6 separate regions of the Homo sapiens genome follow, and regions 2, 3, 4, 5 and 6 are each linked to region 1. A link is a contact called in ENCODE Hi-C or POLR2A ChIA-PET data. All regions are on one chromosome and are shown on one strand. Each heading gives the region's core, a stretch centred on a gene start or an enhancer-like site at or near the end of the contact. The rest is flanking DNA. Distances are from core to core; before and after follow the strand shown. Region 1 holds the start of KIF21B (kinesin family member 21B). Region 2 holds the start of RNPEP (arginyl aminopeptidase). Region 3 holds the start of TIMM17A (translocase of inner mitochondrial membrane 17A). Region 4 overlaps NR5A2 (nuclear receptor subfamily 5 group A member 2). Region 5 has its middle 66 kb from the start of LINC00862. Region 6 holds the start of ZNF281 (zinc finger protein 281).

The links. Hi-C counts contacts between places; a loop is a spot of excess contacts on that map. ChIA-PET counts read pairs that join two places held with the same protein, here RNA polymerase II (POLR2A). Pooled maps may share reads with other maps.
Region 2: a map of B cell shows a loop between it and region 1 (20-fold over the local background). The contact joins the promoter of RNPEP here to the promoter of KIF21B in region 1. A Hi-C loop is called at or near these places in 1 of 168 maps with a recorded cell type or tissue (B cell) and 4 of 50 pooled maps. POLR2A ChIA-PET finds 5 or more read pairs at or near these places in 1 of 52 experiments (activated CD4-positive, alpha-beta T cell).
Region 3: a pooled map shows a loop between it and region 1 (6-fold over the local background). The contact joins the promoter of TIMM17A here to the promoter of KIF21B in region 1. A Hi-C loop is called at or near these places in 1 of 168 maps with a recorded cell type or tissue (breast epithelium), 1 of 37 single-sample maps with no recorded cell type and 8 of 50 pooled maps. POLR2A ChIA-PET finds 5 or more read pairs at or near these places in 2 of 52 experiments (OCI-LY7 and activated CD4-positive, alpha-beta T cell).
Region 4: a loop to region 1 is called in a map of B cell, with 6 times the contacts of the local background. The contact joins the enhancer-like site here to the promoter of KIF21B in region 1. A Hi-C loop is called at or near these places in 2 of 168 maps with a recorded cell type or tissue (B cell and naive thymus-derived CD4-positive, alpha-beta T cell), 2 of 37 single-sample maps with no recorded cell type and 9 of 50 pooled maps. POLR2A ChIA-PET finds 5 or more read pairs at or near these places in 1 of 52 experiments (OCI-LY7).
Region 5: a pooled map shows a loop between it and region 1 (3-fold over the local background). The contact joins the enhancer-like site here to the promoter of KIF21B in region 1. A Hi-C loop is called at or near these places in 1 of 168 maps with a recorded cell type or tissue (B cell), 2 of 37 single-sample maps with no recorded cell type and 5 of 50 pooled maps. POLR2A ChIA-PET finds 5 or more read pairs at or near these places in 1 of 52 experiments (T-cell).
Region 6: a loop to region 1 is called in a map of CD8-positive, alpha-beta T cell, with 14 times the contacts of the local background. The contact joins the promoter of ZNF281 here to the promoter of KIF21B in region 1. A Hi-C loop is called at or near these places in 3 of 168 maps with a recorded cell type or tissue (CD4-positive, alpha-beta T cell, CD8-positive, alpha-beta T cell and naive thymus-derived CD4-positive, alpha-beta T cell), 8 of 37 single-sample maps with no recorded cell type and 11 of 50 pooled maps. POLR2A ChIA-PET finds 5 or more read pairs at or near these places in 2 of 52 experiments (A549 and activated CD8-positive, alpha-beta memory T cell).

The regions. Positions count from the first base shown.
Region 1 is chr1:201,022,373-201,025,007 of GRCh38, forward strand. It overlaps KIF21B (kinesin family member 21B), which reads right to left and starts at 1,342. Exons shown (of 35, transcript NM_001252102.2): 1 at 971-1,342. The coding sequence starts at 1,011. LOC101929305 (a long non-coding RNA gene) reads left to right here and starts at 1,577. Exons shown (of 4, transcript NR_188464.1): 1 at 1,577-1,713. RefSeq lists an enhancer at 1-144 and silencers at 749-798, 1,199-1,558, 1,910-2,067.
Region 2 is chr1:201,981,332-201,983,966 of GRCh38, forward strand. RNPEP (arginyl aminopeptidase) reads left to right here and starts at 1,317. Exons shown (of 11, transcript NM_020216.4): 1 at 1,317-1,782. The coding sequence starts at 1,336. RefSeq lists an enhancer at 953-1,012 and a silencer at 1,223-1,902.
Region 3 is chr1:201,954,172-201,956,806 of GRCh38, forward strand. It overlaps TIMM17A (translocase of inner mitochondrial membrane 17A), which reads left to right and starts at 1,332. Exons shown (of 6, transcript NM_006335.3): 1 at 1,332-1,381. The coding sequence starts at 1,356. RefSeq lists an enhancer at 1,321-1,610.
Region 4 is chr1:200,152,996-200,155,630 of GRCh38, forward strand. The region is part of intron 7 of NR5A2 (nuclear receptor subfamily 5 group A member 2); the gene reads left to right. Among named protein-coding and RNA genes, the nearest start is that of NR5A2, 130 kb to the left of the region's middle. RefSeq lists an enhancer at 611-680. Within about 2 kb of position 1,321, at least 5 of the 41 ENCODE cell types and tissues checked have a DNase peak (open chromatin) inside an H3K27ac peak, as active enhancers do; they include B cell and OCI-LY7, where a contact is called at or near this core.
Region 5 is chr1:200,306,299-200,308,933 of GRCh38, forward strand. No RefSeq gene overlaps it. Among named protein-coding and RNA genes, the nearest start is that of LINC00862, 66 kb to the right of the region's middle. Within about 2 kb of position 1,318, at least 2 of the 41 ENCODE cell types and tissues checked have a DNase peak (open chromatin) inside an H3K27ac peak, as active enhancers do.
Region 6 is chr1:200,408,743-200,411,377 of GRCh38, forward strand. It overlaps ZNF281 (zinc finger protein 281), which reads right to left and starts at 1,294. Exons shown (of 2, transcript NM_001281293.2): 1 at 1,204-1,294; 2 at 1-981. The coding sequence starts at 963. RefSeq lists enhancers at 543-1,120, 1,121-1,698, 1,699-2,276, 1,823-1,872, 2,548-2,635 and a silencer at 1,303-1,482.

The DNA.
Region 1 (2,635 bases), core at 92-2,591:
TACCTTGGTGAGCAGCTCCAGATTGGCACTCTGCCGCCAAGACACCCCTCTCAAAGAGAAAAACCCAAAGCAAAAACTGGGAGAAGTGGTGAGGTGTGAAGCATCTCCACCCAGCACAAAGAACACAGATGGCTCAATTTCACAGCATTTCCTGCTCCTGCACCTTTGTGTACCCCTCCCAATAGAACCCACCCAGCCATGTCCTCTCCCTGTCTCATTTCTGCCGGCTCAAGTCCCGGAGCTGTTGAGAATGGAACCCCAGATAAGTCTAGGCAACCCTCCCCTGCTCAATTTTATCTGAGTGCCTGAGGATGGGGCATCTGCATCACACCCTCCTGCCCTCTCAGAGAGAAGCACCTCAGATACACCTCTTCCTCCCTTCCTAGGCCCATCTCCTCTTGGGACAGGACTGGTAGGATTCTCCCCCAAAGCCATTGACTTCCCACAGAAGGCCAAGGCATCATCCCAGCTTTTCCGTTGGTCCCCGCACCCGATCTTTGTCTGCAGATCTGGCTCCCAGGGTGGGTGTGCTGCCTTTGCTAGCTGGACCAAGAGCACATAACTAGCTGACTCGCATGGATGAGGGGAAATTTCCCTCTCTGGTATCCCCGTATGAGACAGCAGCCTCGTGGGGAGGCGAAGAGGAAACGCACAGACGCTCCGGCCTGGGCCAGAGCTGGGTGTGAAATACCGGATTTCCTTGTTTATTCGATTTTCTGATCATTAAGGGCTCCCAAGAGGGGCCCAAAATTACCACCCAAACAAAGCCACCTTCCAGTAGTCGGCGGGGTCGCCGCTCCCCTGCGGCAGACTGGCCAGCGCGCGGCGCCCTCCATCCCGTCCCACGCCGGCCCCTCCTCCGGGAGTGCAGGCTCCAGCCCAAGCGGTGCTCGCGCCCCCCGCCCAAAGCCCACGCGAGACAAAGCCCGAGGCTTCTCCGCGCGCCCCCTTCCCCGCCCCGGGTCCCTACCTGACGGCCACCTTGACGCAGCAGTCCCCCTGGCCGGCCATGGCCCTCTGGAGCTAGGGTCTGGGCGTGGATCAGAGGCGGGGGTCTGGGGGCCAATGCCCGAGGCAGCGGCTGCGGCTGCGGGAGGCGGGGGCGCGGGCGCGGCTGGCGGAGGCTGCGGCGGCGGCGGCTGGAGGTGACATGCTCGCGGGCGGCAGGCCGAGGGGCTCACCCGCGGCCGGCCCCCCGGGGCTGGGCCCGCGCGCCTCCTCGCGCCATCGGGCGGCGGCGCGGAGCTAGCTGACAGCCGGCGGCGCGACCCGCCGCTCCCTACGGCGCGGCACACGCGCACACACCTCCCACCCGGCAGCCACCTCCCGCCGCAGCGCGAACAAAGGGGGCGGGGGCCGATCCGGCCCCGAGCCCGCCCCGAGCCAGCCCCGAGCCCAGGCCGGGCCCCGCCCCGCCCAGGAGCCGCCAATCGAAAGCCCTAATGAGCAGTGGGGGCGGGACTCGCGCCTTTAAAGGGACCTCTTGGCTCGCGGCCACGGGGTGGCTGGGGGTAGGGGGCGGGATTGAAGGGTGGGGGTGGGGGTAGGGGTGGGAGTAGGGGTGGGGGCGCTGGACGCAGACCACGTTAGAACCTCGGCTCCTGGAGTAGCAGAACCTCGGCTTCAATGGGACCCTCATTTCATAAATGAAGAAACTGAGATTCAAAGAGGGGAACTACCGAAGGTTACAGAGCGAGTTCGTGGGTAAGCATGGTAAGAACCCTGGTCTCCCGGGGATCCCACAGCGATTGACGGTTTATAGTTCAAAAGAGCCAGGAAAGCTTCCCTTCTGCATTTATTCCAGTAAATTCGCCAACCCTTCTCGAAGGGAGTTCTTGCTAGCCCCTAACTAAAATTTCCCCCACCTCCACCCTGCAGCATCTTAAAGCTCATGTTTTAGTTGATTCCTGGCCAGGCTCCTAGCCCAAGACTAGCCCCTCCCTACTGCTAGACGACTGTCCCATTGACCTTTATGACCCACAGATGACCCCACTGGGCCTGGCTCACACTCTGCTTGTTGTGGCTGTGGGGCCAGAGGGTCAGTGTGGGAGGCCTGAGCTGCCCTGGGGGAAAGGAGGGAACAAAGGGGGCCCTCAGTTCCGAGCACCTGGGTAGAGAGGCTGGGCGGTGAAGTGGGTGGGGAAGGGAAGGAGGGCAGCTGCCTGCAGGAATGGGTATAAAGGACAAGGAGGACCATGGAGACTTTAACGCTGGGCCTGGATGGAGGAGGAGACCAGTGCTGCAAAGTCACAATTCCCTTCCCAGTCCATCTCCCTCCCTCTGAGCCCAGACGCCTCTTCCCTGCCCCCTGCCTCCCAACATTGGGGCCATTCACAGGGCCCCTCACCAGCTGCCCTCACTTCACCCAGCTCCCTCCCCTGGAAAGGGCCCAAGAGGAGGACCCAGCTGCAGCCCCAGATGTGGATGGGGATCTCTGGGGGAGGGGAGGAAGGGGAGTCTGACTCCAGGCCTCTTACATTACCCTCAGATGATGAAACCATGTCAGAGATTTTGGCAAGGGTGTGGACTGGGGTCTGAGGATGCATCTGTTGGTACCATCTTCCTCCCCTTCCCTCCTCCACTCACACCCCCCTCCCCGCCAATAACTGCTTCATGCAGTAGCTCAGATCCCTGT
Region 2 (2,635 bases), core at 67-2,566, 960 kb after region 1:
GTCAATATTTAACTAGAAGGATCAGGCTAGGCATCTCTTCGTTGTGCTCCCCAGCATCCTTTTCTTCCCGTATCAAGCGCAGCACGTGGAAGTGTCGTGACCTGTTTTCTTGTGCGTCTGCTAAAATGTGAGTTAGGCTATGAACACCATAGGAAGAGGAATTGTGCCGGACTTATTCAAACTGTACCCCAGGCACTTAGCTTAACAACTGGTGTCTAGCAGATACTCAGCAAAAGTGCATTGCATCGAAGACTGAATAATTTCAAGATAGGAGTATTCAACGTCTAATATGTACCAAGCGCTGTTCTCAATGCTACAGAAAAGCAGGTTTCTAAGGTTTCTGGAGTTAAACAAAAAACCCTGACATTGAACTTACATGGAATATTAAAGTCATTATCTACCATAAGCATTATTTCATGAAATAAAATAATTTCAACTCTACAAAACTAGGAAGCACAGAACGGAATACTATTTCCCTTAATGAAAAACTCCCTACATTGTTCTTTTTAAAAATCTCATTTCCTAGCTGAACGGTAAAAACATCATCATTGATTAGCTCCTATTCATAGAAGGCCCATTGCAACCCACTGGTACAGAAGAGAAACAAAGTATTCAGCGGAGAATACCCTAGCTCAATAAGCGGTACAATACAGTAAGGGAAATAGAAGTGACATGCGATGGACAGCCAGGCCTTAAATTGCGCGGTGCTGATTCCTGTCCCTTAACCCAACAATAGAAAGATAGGCGTGCCTGGAGTTGCTGGGGGACGAGGCTCGATCCAGTGTGAATTCCGTGAAGTTGTGCAGGGTTTCACTGTTTGCTGAGTGTGTTAGACAGGTTACCTGGTAGAGTTCTCACATTACTTCGTGAGATACACAGATATTATGACTCTATTATACTGGTGCAGAAAAAGGCTCGGGAAGATTCATGTTTCTTGTGCGACTTGCCCAAGGTGACACACAGTTCTAACAACTGGCCTATCGCAGGGTGTGAGATCTGGAACTCAGACCTTCCCAGCCAGGGCTCAGTCCACGCCACTGCCTAGATGAGGCAGCAGGAAGGGTCAGCAGAGAAGGGTGCCCCACCGGGACGACTGGAACACCTCAGTAGGATATGGGTGGGCAAACGTGGGCCACACGATCCCACCGGCCTCTTTTGTCCTAAGTCCCGAGGCACGGGTGCAGCTAGAAGAGTGGGCGGTAAAGCGCAGGGAGGGGATGCGGTCGGGAGCAGATTTCGGGGGCGGGGCCCGCGCGGCGGGGGCGGGCCCGCGGCGCTCGGGGCGGGGCTCCCCTCGGGTTCGCGGCCCGGCCGGTGAGCAACGGCTCTGCGGCCATGGCGAGCGGCGAGCATTCCCCCGGCAGCGGCGCGGCCCGGCGGCCGCTGCACTCCGCGCAGGCTGTGGACGTGGCCTCGGCCTCCAACTTCCGGGCCTTTGAGCTGCTGCACTTGCACCTGGACCTGCGGGCTGAGTTCGGGCCTCCAGGGCCCGGCGCAGGGAGCCGGGGGCTGAGCGGCACCGCGGTCCTGGACCTGCGCTGCCTGGAGCCCGAGGGCGCCGCCGAGCTGCGGCTGGACTCGCACCCGTGCCTGGAGGTGACGGCGGCGGCGCTGCGGCGGGAGCGGCCCGGCTCGGAGGAGCCGCCTGCGGAGCCCGTGAGCTTCTACACGCAGCCCTTCTCGCACTATGGCCAGGCCCTGTGCGTGTCCTTCCCGCAGCCCTGCCGCGCCGCCGAGCGCCTCCAGGTGCTGCTCACCTACCGCGTCGGGGAGGGACCCGGGGTGAGTGCGCCCCAGACTGCGCCCGCCGCTGCCTGCCTGCCCTTCCGGCCCCCAGCCGCCCTGCACCCTCACCTACCCCACCCGGGAGGAGGGACAGGGAGGACCCTTCCAGAGCGTCCCTAGAGGGGCCTACTCCCCGCGCGCCGCCTCTAGGCCTCCTCCCCTTGCTTCCTCTTTTCCTCCCGGGCTGCCTGGTTTCCTTCTGGACTTCCTCCAGCCACTGGGCGGTGCATCCTTCACCCTTTCCGTCCTTCCGCGTCTCCTCCCTGGCCCTGGAGGCTTGTCCAGATTGCGCCGCATTCCCGCTCATCGCACACTGCCGTTTCTAACATTTTCCGTGGCTTTCTAGATGACCTGTTGTTCATGCACTTCACTTAGTGCCCTCTTGGACTTTTGGGCCGAGGTACCTGATTATCAGCCACCTTATCTCTGCTTTATGGTGGCTCTAGAATTAGCCAGATGTTGATCTAGCTCTTTGTTCTGTGTTGCCTTCTAGTTCCACGGTTAAAGCTCTTATCTTTGTTTTTGTTTCCTCCTGTGAAGTCCTGGATTTGATTAACGAAAGAATTTGAGTAAAAGTGAGAACTGGAATTAGGGTGCTATAAGCATTATAATAATTTGGCCTTCTCACTGTTGGTTAACTCTTTAATTTTTTTTCGGGACGGGGCAAATATTGGAAATAAGAGGATGGAGTTATGTGGCTTATGTCTGTAAGAGTCAGAAAATCCTTCCTGGAGAGTCCTTAGGCTGTGGCTGCCAGTTATCTCTCAGGTAGAGTTGGTTGCAAGTTTCATAGTAAACTGCTTGCTTACAGTTTAATCTTTTATTTATTTATTTGAGGCAGAGTCTCACT
Region 3 (2,635 bases), core at 82-2,581, 930 kb after region 1:
AGTTAATTACAAACGTACAGAATGGAGAGGAGCACTTTAACAGCCATCACATGATTGGGATTTTGTTGACAGTAAACTAAAAGCTCCATGGGTCCCAACCTTTTTTTTTTTTTTTTTTTGACAGTGTCTCACTCTGTCACTAGAGTGCAGTGGCATGATCACAGCTCCCTGCGGGGTAGATCTCCTGGGCTCAAGCTATCTTCCCGCCTCAGTCTCCCGAACAGTCAGGGCTACAGGCACGTGTCACCACGCCCGGCCTGGTCCCCATAAGTCCCCTCTTCTCCGAGCCAAACATCTTCACACCTTCTGGTGATCATTAGTGGAGAGGCCTGTGAGAGGCTCTGGTGTCAATGTCCCTGAAATCGAGGGCTCCAAATTGGTCATGGCTCTCCAGATGGCCCAAACAGTTCCAGTTCACAAACATTTATTGAGCATCTACTACATTCCAGGCACTGTGGTTATTATAAATCACTGAGACACTGTTTGCCCTAAAGGAGCTACGTGTATTTGGTAACAGCTTCACAGTAAGTGACGAATAAGATAGCATTAATCCACATTTGACAGCAAAAGTACCAAAAAAGAAAGAAAGAAAAAGAAGAGAGAGAAAGGAAAGAAAAGAAAAGAAGAGAAAGAAAGAGGCCGGGTGCGGCGGCTCACGCCTGTAATTCTAGCACTCTGGGAGGCCGAGGTGGGCGGATCACGAGGTCAGGAGTTCGAGTCCAGCCTGATCAACATGGCGAAACCCCGTCTCTACTAAAAAAACATAAAAATTAGCCGGACCTGGTGGCGCCCGCCTGTAGTCCCAGCTACTCAGGAGGCTAAGGCAGGAGAATCGCTTGAACTCGGGAGGCGGAGGTTGCAGTGAGCCGAGATCTCGCCGCTGCACTCCAGCCTGGGCGACAGAGCCAGACTCTGTCTCAAAAAAAAAAAGAAGAAGAAAAGAAAAAGAAAGAAAGAAAAAGGATGGAAGGAGAGAAGAAAAGGAAAGGGGGAAGGGAAGGGGGAAGGGAAGGCGGAAGGGAAGGGAAAGAAAGAAGCGTATTTAGGCAGTATCGCGTTGATTTCAGTCCACGGAACCTCTGGTGACCGGGTAGTGTGACTCCGTCATTGGTAGCCCCCCGCCCACACAGCCGGGACTCGCGGCCTTTGAGGACGTGGGCAGGGCCAGTCTCGCCACGCCGCGGCCAATGCCCCGACCACACGCTGGCCACAGGAGTCCTGGCTCCCATTGGCTGCAGCGGGAAATGGTGAACCAATGCTCATAGACCTTAACGCCCTCCTCTCGGGATCACTTCCGCCTCTGGGGTCAGGCTCCGCCCAGCTTGCCCGGCATCACTCGCGGCATTGGAGTCAAGATGGAGGAGTACGCGCGAGAGCCTTGGTGAGCTTCACCGCTGTCTTTGCATTTCTCTTGCCCCCCTGCCCACTGCCCTCCTTCTCCCTTGTCCAGGCTCCCAAGGTGCAAGCCAGACTCAACCGCAGCCTCGTCGACTTGGGCCTGGTAACTGGGCAATGCGGTCTTTCGCGGCCAGTCGGCTTCTTAGCCCTGTACTTAGTACCTCCCCGGCCGCGTGAGCCTCCCTCTCCCAACCCAGCACCCGTGTGACCTTGTGATGGATGGTAAGGAGGTCCAGACTTGAGTTTGATAGAACCTCGGAACCTCCTCCCAACGCAGGGCGTAATCGACTTTATGCGGGGCCAGTTATAATCCCCCCTGTTCGTCGAGGTGACCTTGGGCGCGTCCCTCCGTCTCGCCTTGCTCAGTTCCTGCGTTGAGGAACTGAAGAATAGGCATTTGAGGGAGTGTCATTCTTGAGGTTTTACTTGTATCATGATATGTGTCCACAGAGTGAAGCATTTTAAATGAATGGAACATAGATTTTAGCCAAGGGGTCTGGATAAGCTTCTTTATTGCGTGGGGCCTTGTTTTCCTTCTTGGAATTCTTTCTTGAGGGTAGAGGGGGACAAAAATTACCTGGGAAATAGGAAGAGGTAATAGCATGTGTTCTCTGAAAAGCCATGGACAGAAATTCATTGTTACATCCAGCGTTTATTGAGTATGAATAAACCAGACACATAGATAATTATAAAACGATGTAATTGCTGTCAGAAGTCTCAGGTTGCCAGAGTTTAAAGTTTCTAGGGTCATAGGTAAAAAATCAAATCTTGATATTTCGGTTAATCATTTGTTTTATTGTGTAAGAGCAACAACCAAGATGTCCTCAATTTGTGAAAGTGCCCAGGACCTTAAATTACTACTCTGGTATCCTAGCCTTGTTGCATGTTTTATGTTCCCCTCTCCCATAAATGGCATACAAAATATAAGTTTTAGGGTCTCCTGGCTCTTCAAACTTATCTTCTTCAAAGCAGTTATCCTCCATTCTGGATTGTGCTCAGATATGTAGGACTCAGCACACTGTAAATAGCTGTTTGATGTACTATAATGACACAGGTTAGCAGAGAGTTAAAATATTTAACTATGTTGAGTTAAAGATCTTAGAAAAATAAGGCCGGGTGTGGTGGCTCACGCCTGTAATCCCAGCACTTTGGAAGGCCGAGGCGGATCACGAGGTCAGGAGTTCAAGACCAGCCTGGCCAGTATGGTGAAACCCCGTCTCTACTAAAAATACAAATA
Region 4 (2,635 bases), core at 71-2,570, 870 kb before region 1:
GCAAGGTTAGCCTTTCTATTTGCCAGTGTCCCTGACAATTAAAACAGTGAAAATAATTCATGCATTGCCAATCTTAATTACACTCTTGCTTTCGTTTATTCCTTTTGCTACTTTCCTGGCTGGTGTTTTGCATGTTACTTATATGCAGTAGTACTTATCTAAAGCCTACTTTAGAGTAGTTGTCCTTACAAGAAATGGAAGTCTAAGTAGAGTGGAATAGCATTTGGATGATTACAGATTCTCTGTGAATTCAGCTAACACTTTCCTCAAGGTAGCACTCATGCTCCTGTTAAAAGTACATTCTTTCCACATGCTTTTTTCACATAGTTAAAAAGAAATCCTTCCATGACATACTGAACCCTAATACCAAATAAGCTGGTGCTTCCCCTGAGCCACATAGGAGAATGTTGGCTCTGAGAATGTCGCAGCATCCCTGCACTGCTGTGATGTGCAGTCAACAGAGGGTACGAGCTCTGGCAGAAAACCCAGAACAGGATATTATGCACAGTAGGGGCTTTCCAACCCAGCTGTTCCAAGCCCTATAGGGTCAAAATGATGGGGAAATCCAGAATGACAGTAATTATGCCATCAACCTTACGGCTCCCTGCCAGAGAGGTTGCTGGTTAGACATCTATACATCTAGTAGCTGTTTAATACATTTTTTAAAACAGGTATAGTGAAAGAATGCATTTTAAGCAGGAATTGAAAATGTACTAAGAATGAGACAATAATGTATGAGCAAGTACTTACTTTGTTTCTTACTTTAGGTAAGAAAAAATAAAAGGAAGGAGGAAAGGTATGGAGGGGGAGATAGAGGGATGGAGGGAAAAGAAAAGGAAAGAGAAGTAGATAGAAAATCAAACACAGATGAAAGCAAAGACAATTATGATTATAATTATTTCATTCCCTAATCATGTAAGATTTGAATTTTCTAATTAAGAAAAAAGAACAAAATTAGTTCATATGTCAAAAAGAGGATTCTAAAATTGCACTGACATAAATGTTATTCTGTGATTCAGTTGCATTCTTAAATTGGTGTGTTATTTATGCAAATTATGGTAAGAAAAATAATTTTGGATATTTTTGTTTTACAAATATATTTTTCACTTTCACCACATTATTTCCAGAAGTATCTTTCCTTCCACAGGGGTTCCCTGTCTGCTCTTGCTTCCTCCAGCTCCTCAATATATGTACCTTTCAGGGTTGTTTCAGCAGTCCTGAAGTTGTGTGTGTGTGTAAGCATGATTAAGAGTACTTTTGTGGGAGTGTGCTATTGCCAGCCTCACAGATGGTGTTATTTCCTGTGTTAGACTTCCTACTTACTGATAGCTGGGCTCACACTTGACATCCTCTCTTAACTGCCTCTAGACCAAAACATGCAAAGTCTTGCAGTGTGGGAGGGAACCTGTGGCTGTGCATTGGGTTCAGTTGATAACAATAATCACCAGCCCTGATGAGTCACCAGAGAGCAATGGGGTGATACTCAAGTACCAGAGAGATGGTGGTGGTCTCTGGTGGCCCCACCACTGTCCACCACTTGCAAGTAGATAAACTGGTCATTAAAGGAGCTGTGGAGAGCCAGATGCAGTGGCACATGCCTGTAGCCCCAGCTACTGCAGAGGCTGAGGCAGGAGGAACACACAAGGCCAAGAGTTTGAATCTGACCTGGGCAACATAGTGAGACCCCTATCTTTAAAAATAAAGAAATAAGTAAATTTTTAAAAAGAAAGGCATTATGAGAGTTTCAGCAGAACATTTAGGAAGGGTCTTCTAGAGATAATGATGGACAAGTCAGTAAGCTGCTTGTTCACACACTAATGTCCAGTTCATGTTGACTGCTATCTACCCACGTCTTCTCTTCTGGCACCTGCCTTAGTGGCTGGAAGCTCTCTCAGAAGCTTAAAAAGATGCTTTTATTTTACCTACCCAACAAGGTTTCTACGCATTCCAGCCTCCAAGGAGGGGTGGTTCCCCTTTGTGAACTGAGATTTAGGAATATCTATGTTTACAACTCCGGGACTAAGATTCAATAAAGCTTCAGGAGGGTGGAAGTGCAGCTTGTGAGGGCAAAACTTTAGAATCCAGTGGACTTCTTAAGGTCATCTGAACAGTGAGAGTAAGTACTAGGCTCTTATCCCACTTCCACCACCAACCAATGCAGAAGTGGGATTAAGATTGATAATCCTGAGATAGCATTAAATGTTTTGATACAGGCATGCAATCCATAATAATCACATCAGATAAACAGTTGTTCTGTGCACACAATCTAACATTTATGCATTTTTTCTTTAAAAAACCTTTCTGCATCCAAATGGCACATTCATTAAGTTTAAAATGAAGCACAAAAGATAGAGATAAAATGAAGCAACTCTATAATTATATAAATTATAAATCTTACTGTAATAATTATACAGTAGACTTGGAGAAAGACAGGCCTTTCAAGAATTGGTTTTTAGAGATGTGTCTAATGCCTTAAAGAAGTGTTTGCTTTAAAATCTTGAAAAAGCCTCATGTAGAAGTGAGATGTTGTAAAGTCATCATTGGCTTTGGCCACTGCCAGGTCGACTACCAGTTTGCTATTTGTGATGTATTTCACTATTTTGGAACTTACAAAGCTATTCCTGATTTCCTTCTG
Region 5 (2,635 bases), core at 68-2,567, 720 kb before region 1:
TGCAGCCTCCGGCTCCTGGGTTCAAGCAATTCTGCCTCAGCCTCCCGAGTAGCTGGGACTAAAGGCGTGTGCCACCACACTCTACTAATTTTTTGTATTTTCAGTAGAGACGGGATTTCACCGTGTTAGCCAGGATGGTCTCAATCCCCTGACCTTGTGATACACCTGCCTTGGCCTCCCAAAGTGCTGGGATATAGCCACAATGCCCAGCTATAATTATTTTAAAGTTGGATGTTTGACTTCTTTAAGATTTAAACACAGGCTTAATTTCATCACTAAGAATTACTAGCATCACATCATATACCCCATTAAACAAATGAGTCTATCCTGAGACATTTACAATCATAAACCATATTAAGACCTAGAGTCTGCTACTTAAAATTCTTTTTTTTCTTTTTTTTTTTTTTTTTGAGACAGAGTCTTGCTCTGTCGCCCAGGCTGGAGTGCAGTGGTGCGATCTTGGCTCACTACAACCTCCGCCTCCCGGGTTCAAGTGATTCTCCTGCCTCAGCCTCCCAAGTAGCTAAGACTGCAGGCATATACCACCACGCCTGGCTAATTTTTGTAATTTTATTAGAGATGGGGTTTCAACTTGTTGGCCAGGCTGGTCTCTAACTCCTGACTTCAAGTGATCTGCCCACCTCAACTCCCCAAAGTACTGGGATTACAGGTGTGAGCCACCGTGCCTGACCAGCTACGTAAAATTCTCATATTTGAATTGGCTAGACATGTTTAAAGAAGAAAAAAACTATCCAGTGTGCATAAAAATTGTAGCATGCCTCTGCATCCATGCTTCTCATACTTTCACAGGAAATGAAAGTGATACTTAATTATCAAAATAAAAATCCACAGAATCTACATGTGCAAAACAACTTCCTTTTTCTGTTATTCTCAGTCACCTAAGGACAAGAACTGAAAGAGATCTTTTGGCTGTTGGTTCCAAGAAACAAAAGTATTTTCCTATTCAGAATAAGTAATCTCTTAGGGTAACTTATATACTATTTAAACAATGATACTATGTAGTAAAATAAAATACTAATCGCCACTCAAGAAATTATATTTGATTTGATATGGAATATGTAAATGCCTCTGAGTCAACCAATAATCAAGCTCTGTGCTTTTCTCTCCATGGTGCTCAACTTCTAACAAAACGTTGTCTTTCAATTTTTGTGACCTCAAAGTCCAGGACTGCTGATTCAATCTCACGCTACTCCTCTACGAATATTTTAGGGCAGTTTGATGGGACATTATGTCCACAATCTATCCAAGCCAAATCAAGGTTATTGACAGGATCTCACATAGATAAATTTCACCTTTAAAAGTTTTCCACCGTCAGGAAAATGGGGCTGCTACAGGCTGGTGTTTATGCTGCCACCTCTCGGCCTTATAAGGAAATACATCTCAGGGAGAGGAAAGGAGAATTCTTGCTGCAAATTATATTCCTATTGTATTTATGTTAGGGCCCATGAATGCTTCTTAAATGGGGAAAGAGGAGCTCACAGCCTGCAGAATATTATGAAAGCCTGAATCCTCTCTCCAGAAAAAAAAAACACATACACAATAGTTTTTTGTAGATAAATTTGGACGTCTTGAAGCCCATCCATGTCCCACTTTCTATACTACAAATTCAGCAGAGCAACCTCATTTTTCGTGTTGTGACAAAAATTCTGTAAAATGGAAGAAACTGGACATTCTGGGAGGATGGTTAGAATATAAGATACCAATAGCATCTTATTCAGAAGAAAAATTTTGACATCAAATGATTTTTAGTTCAAAATTAGTAGTGTGTTGGGGGAAAAAAAAACCGATAAACTTTTCCCTGCAGCCAAGAATGTTTGGATTTTGTTTCAAAGTTAATCAATTGGAAAGGCTCTCTGGGAATTCTGGGTGGTATTTCCAACAGAAACATTATGCTTTTGACACCTCTATTGTTGATATGTTAAATCCTCTGGCAGTTGAGTTTTGGATCAAGTAACTCGGTGGGTCTGCTGCACGTGGTCTGTTTATTTGTTTAGCTTATAGAAATGTCTTCTGTGTTCCTATGAATATTTTTGCAGCACAGGTTACACAGAGCTGTCAGCTGCCTCCAAGTGTTTTAAGGACGGATGCTTGACTTGTTTAAGATTTAAGCACAGGCTTAATTTCATCACTAAGAATTACTAATGGCACATAATATATACCATTAAACAAATACATCTATCTTGAGACATTTTATTGTCATCAGCCATATTAAGACCCAGAATCTGTTTTGTGTGTGTGTGTGTGTTTTTTGTGTTTTTTTTTTTTTTGAGACAGAGTCTCACTCTGTAGCCCAGGCTGGAGTGCAGTGGCGTGATCTTGGCTCACTGCAACCTCTGCCTCTGGGGTCCCGGTTCAAGCAATTCTCCTGCCTCAGCCTCTTGAGTAGCTGTGATTACACGCATGCATGACCATGACCAGCTAATTTTTGTATTTTTAGTAGAGACGGGGTTTCACCATGTTGGCCAGGCTGGTCTTGAACTTCTGACCTCGTGATCTGCCTGCCTCAGCCTCCCAAAGTGCTGGGATTACAGGCGTGAGCCACTGTGCCTGGTCAAGACCCAGAATCTTAATATCTCTACTTAAAATGCTTATATTTGAACTGGCTAGGTTTGTT
Region 6 (2,635 bases), core at 44-2,543, 610 kb before region 1:
CTGATCACATCCAAATGGCTTCTCTCTACTATGAATTTTCTCATGTCTCTGTAGTAGGTATTTCTGAATGAAACCCATACTACACTGGCTGCACTGGAAAGGTCTTTCTCCTGTATGAATGAGGACATGTCTCCGCAGGTGATAGGAGCTTCGGAAAGCAGCACTACAGTGATCACAGATATGAGGTTTCTGACTTGGGGAGAGGATGGCACCTTCTCCATCTCCAACCAAAGAAGGTTTGGAAGATGCACTTGGCTTCCTCTTGGCTTTGATTCCCTGAGATTCTGGCTTTGGCCTTTTTGCCTTTTTGACATTAGTGTCCTGCTTTGGCTCCTCAGTGCCATGGTGGTCATCAGTCCTGCTACTGCTGCTGAGTAATACGTCACGGTGGTGCTGGGCTGGTTGCTGCTGGACATGCTGGTGGAGAATACTGAGGTCCTGGATGACGCCGTGACTCCCCCCTTCACCGCCTCCTAGGCCTGGAGACCTCTCTTCAGCTCCAGCGAACAGCCCCCCATAGTGGTGGTGGTGATGGTGGTGGTGGGACTGCTGCTCCTCAGGATCCGCGGGTTTCTCCTGTTTGATGCTAACCAAAGACTGCAAGAACCCCCAGGAGGTCCTCTGCGAGGGGAAGGCCGCGGCTGACGCCGCCGGCTCCTTCTTGAAAGTCATGTCCGGGGCTGGCGGAGGGGGGGGCTCAGCGGCCGGGGCTGCGGAGGTAGAGGAGGATAACACGCATTGCGGGGGAGGGGCGGCCGACCCCGCCGGCCGGGTGAAGCTGGTGACCGGGGGAAGACGGTGGTTGAACATAACCATACCCTGGGGAAAGGTGGGTTCCATCTCTGCCCTCCTGCCGCTGCTGCCGCCGCCGCCGCCGCCGCCACTACCACCGCCGCCGGAGCCGCTACCACCGCTACTGCCGGTACCTCCGCCGCCACTCAGGAACCCACTGCCGATTTTCATACCCCGGAGGAGGCCTGGCTGAAGAAAGGAGGAGGAAGAGGGAAGAGGGAGGAAAGGAGGTGGAACCGGGCCCCGGGCCGGGACCACCGCAGCGCTAAGGACCCCGCCGCGCCGCCGCCCAGACCGCAACGCGCCCAGCACTAATTCCCAGCCCAGTCGCCTCCGGCACCGGCACGCATGGTCCTGCGACTCTTCCCCAGGCCTCGCCCTCTCCCTCCTGGACCCACCGGCAATACTTACGGGTCCCGCCGCCGCCGCAGCCGCCGTCGCCTCCAGTTAATAAAAATAACGCCGTCCTCTCCACAATGGAATTAAAAGCCTCCCGTGTACTGCGCAGCCGCGGCGCAGTGTCTGCTGGGAACTCCTCGACCCGGCCAGAGGGGAGGGCTAAGGAGCCAGGGCGCCTGCGCCGCAGCTTCCGCCCGGCCTGCCTGTCAATCACTGGGGCCGTTGGGCGGAGGCGGGGGAGCAAGGGCAGGGGAGGCGGGGATTTGGAGCCCTGCTAAAAAGGGGCTTTCGAGGCGAACAGGCGTGATTGGTGGGCTGCACTGAAGGAGATGAAAGTGGTTGAGGGTTTCTGGGGGAAAGACGCTCAGGAGGTGGAACCCAAGGGGCGGGAAGTTACGGGGGACTGTACTACAGCGTGGCGTGGGAGATGCAGAGAAAGGGGCTGGAAGAGAAGGTGAGGGAAACTGAGGATTCAATGTTAGGGCTTTCTTCACTCTAGGTTTTGCAATCCAGGTCTTGAAATAAAATTCAAACCTAGAAGTGGATCATTGAGGGCACTTTTGATTCTATCAAGAAGCATTCAACTCCAAATGCTCAACATTTATTAAAACAGGTGCTTATGTTATCCCTTTGAATTTGGAAGCACTAATAATGGGCGCATATCCTTTGCATTTATGGGAGGAGCCTGCTTTGAAACCGCAATTAGTGGTACCGTTGCAACAAAAAAAAAAAAAAGAAAAAGAAAAAAACTTGTCTTACTGCCAACCTTCCTGAAGGCTACTGGAAGAGGAAACCGAGCGTAATCCAGGTGCAGCAGTCCTGTAAAACACGCCCACACACATACTTCATTATCATTACATCTTATTTAAATGCCCCCGTACCTTAGCCTGGCTAATCAGTCTGTTTGCCACGTTATGAATGCCTGGCCCTTTATATTGTTTATGAAAAATTAACCACCAGGCCATTCTAAGAGCTCTGCTAGGATCAACTCTTTCCTCGCCAGTACAGAATACCGAGAAACTCATTGCAAATTTAGAAATTTTTCTTGTAAGGGAAAATTATGAAGTAAAATCTTAAAATCAAAGTTATATCAACAAAATCAAACAACAAATATTTATTCAGTGTCTAATGTACACAAGGCACTCGATTTCATGTTAAGCATGCAGAAATCTAAACCAGACACTTTCCTAGCAAAGGATATTTATAAATGAGAAATTTTAAATAAAAGAACTAGAACTATGACAACAGCTTATTTACATAGTATGTTTTCTTAATGAAGTTACATGTACATCACAATGTTTCTAGCTAAATAACTTCTCATAATTAAATAATAAATTCTCTGGGAAATTTCACAATCGAAACCATAGGGATTATTTACTAATACTTATGGACCTCTCTCAGCCTGCCCTAAAAATTTTACAGACAATATTTAATGAGAATTTTG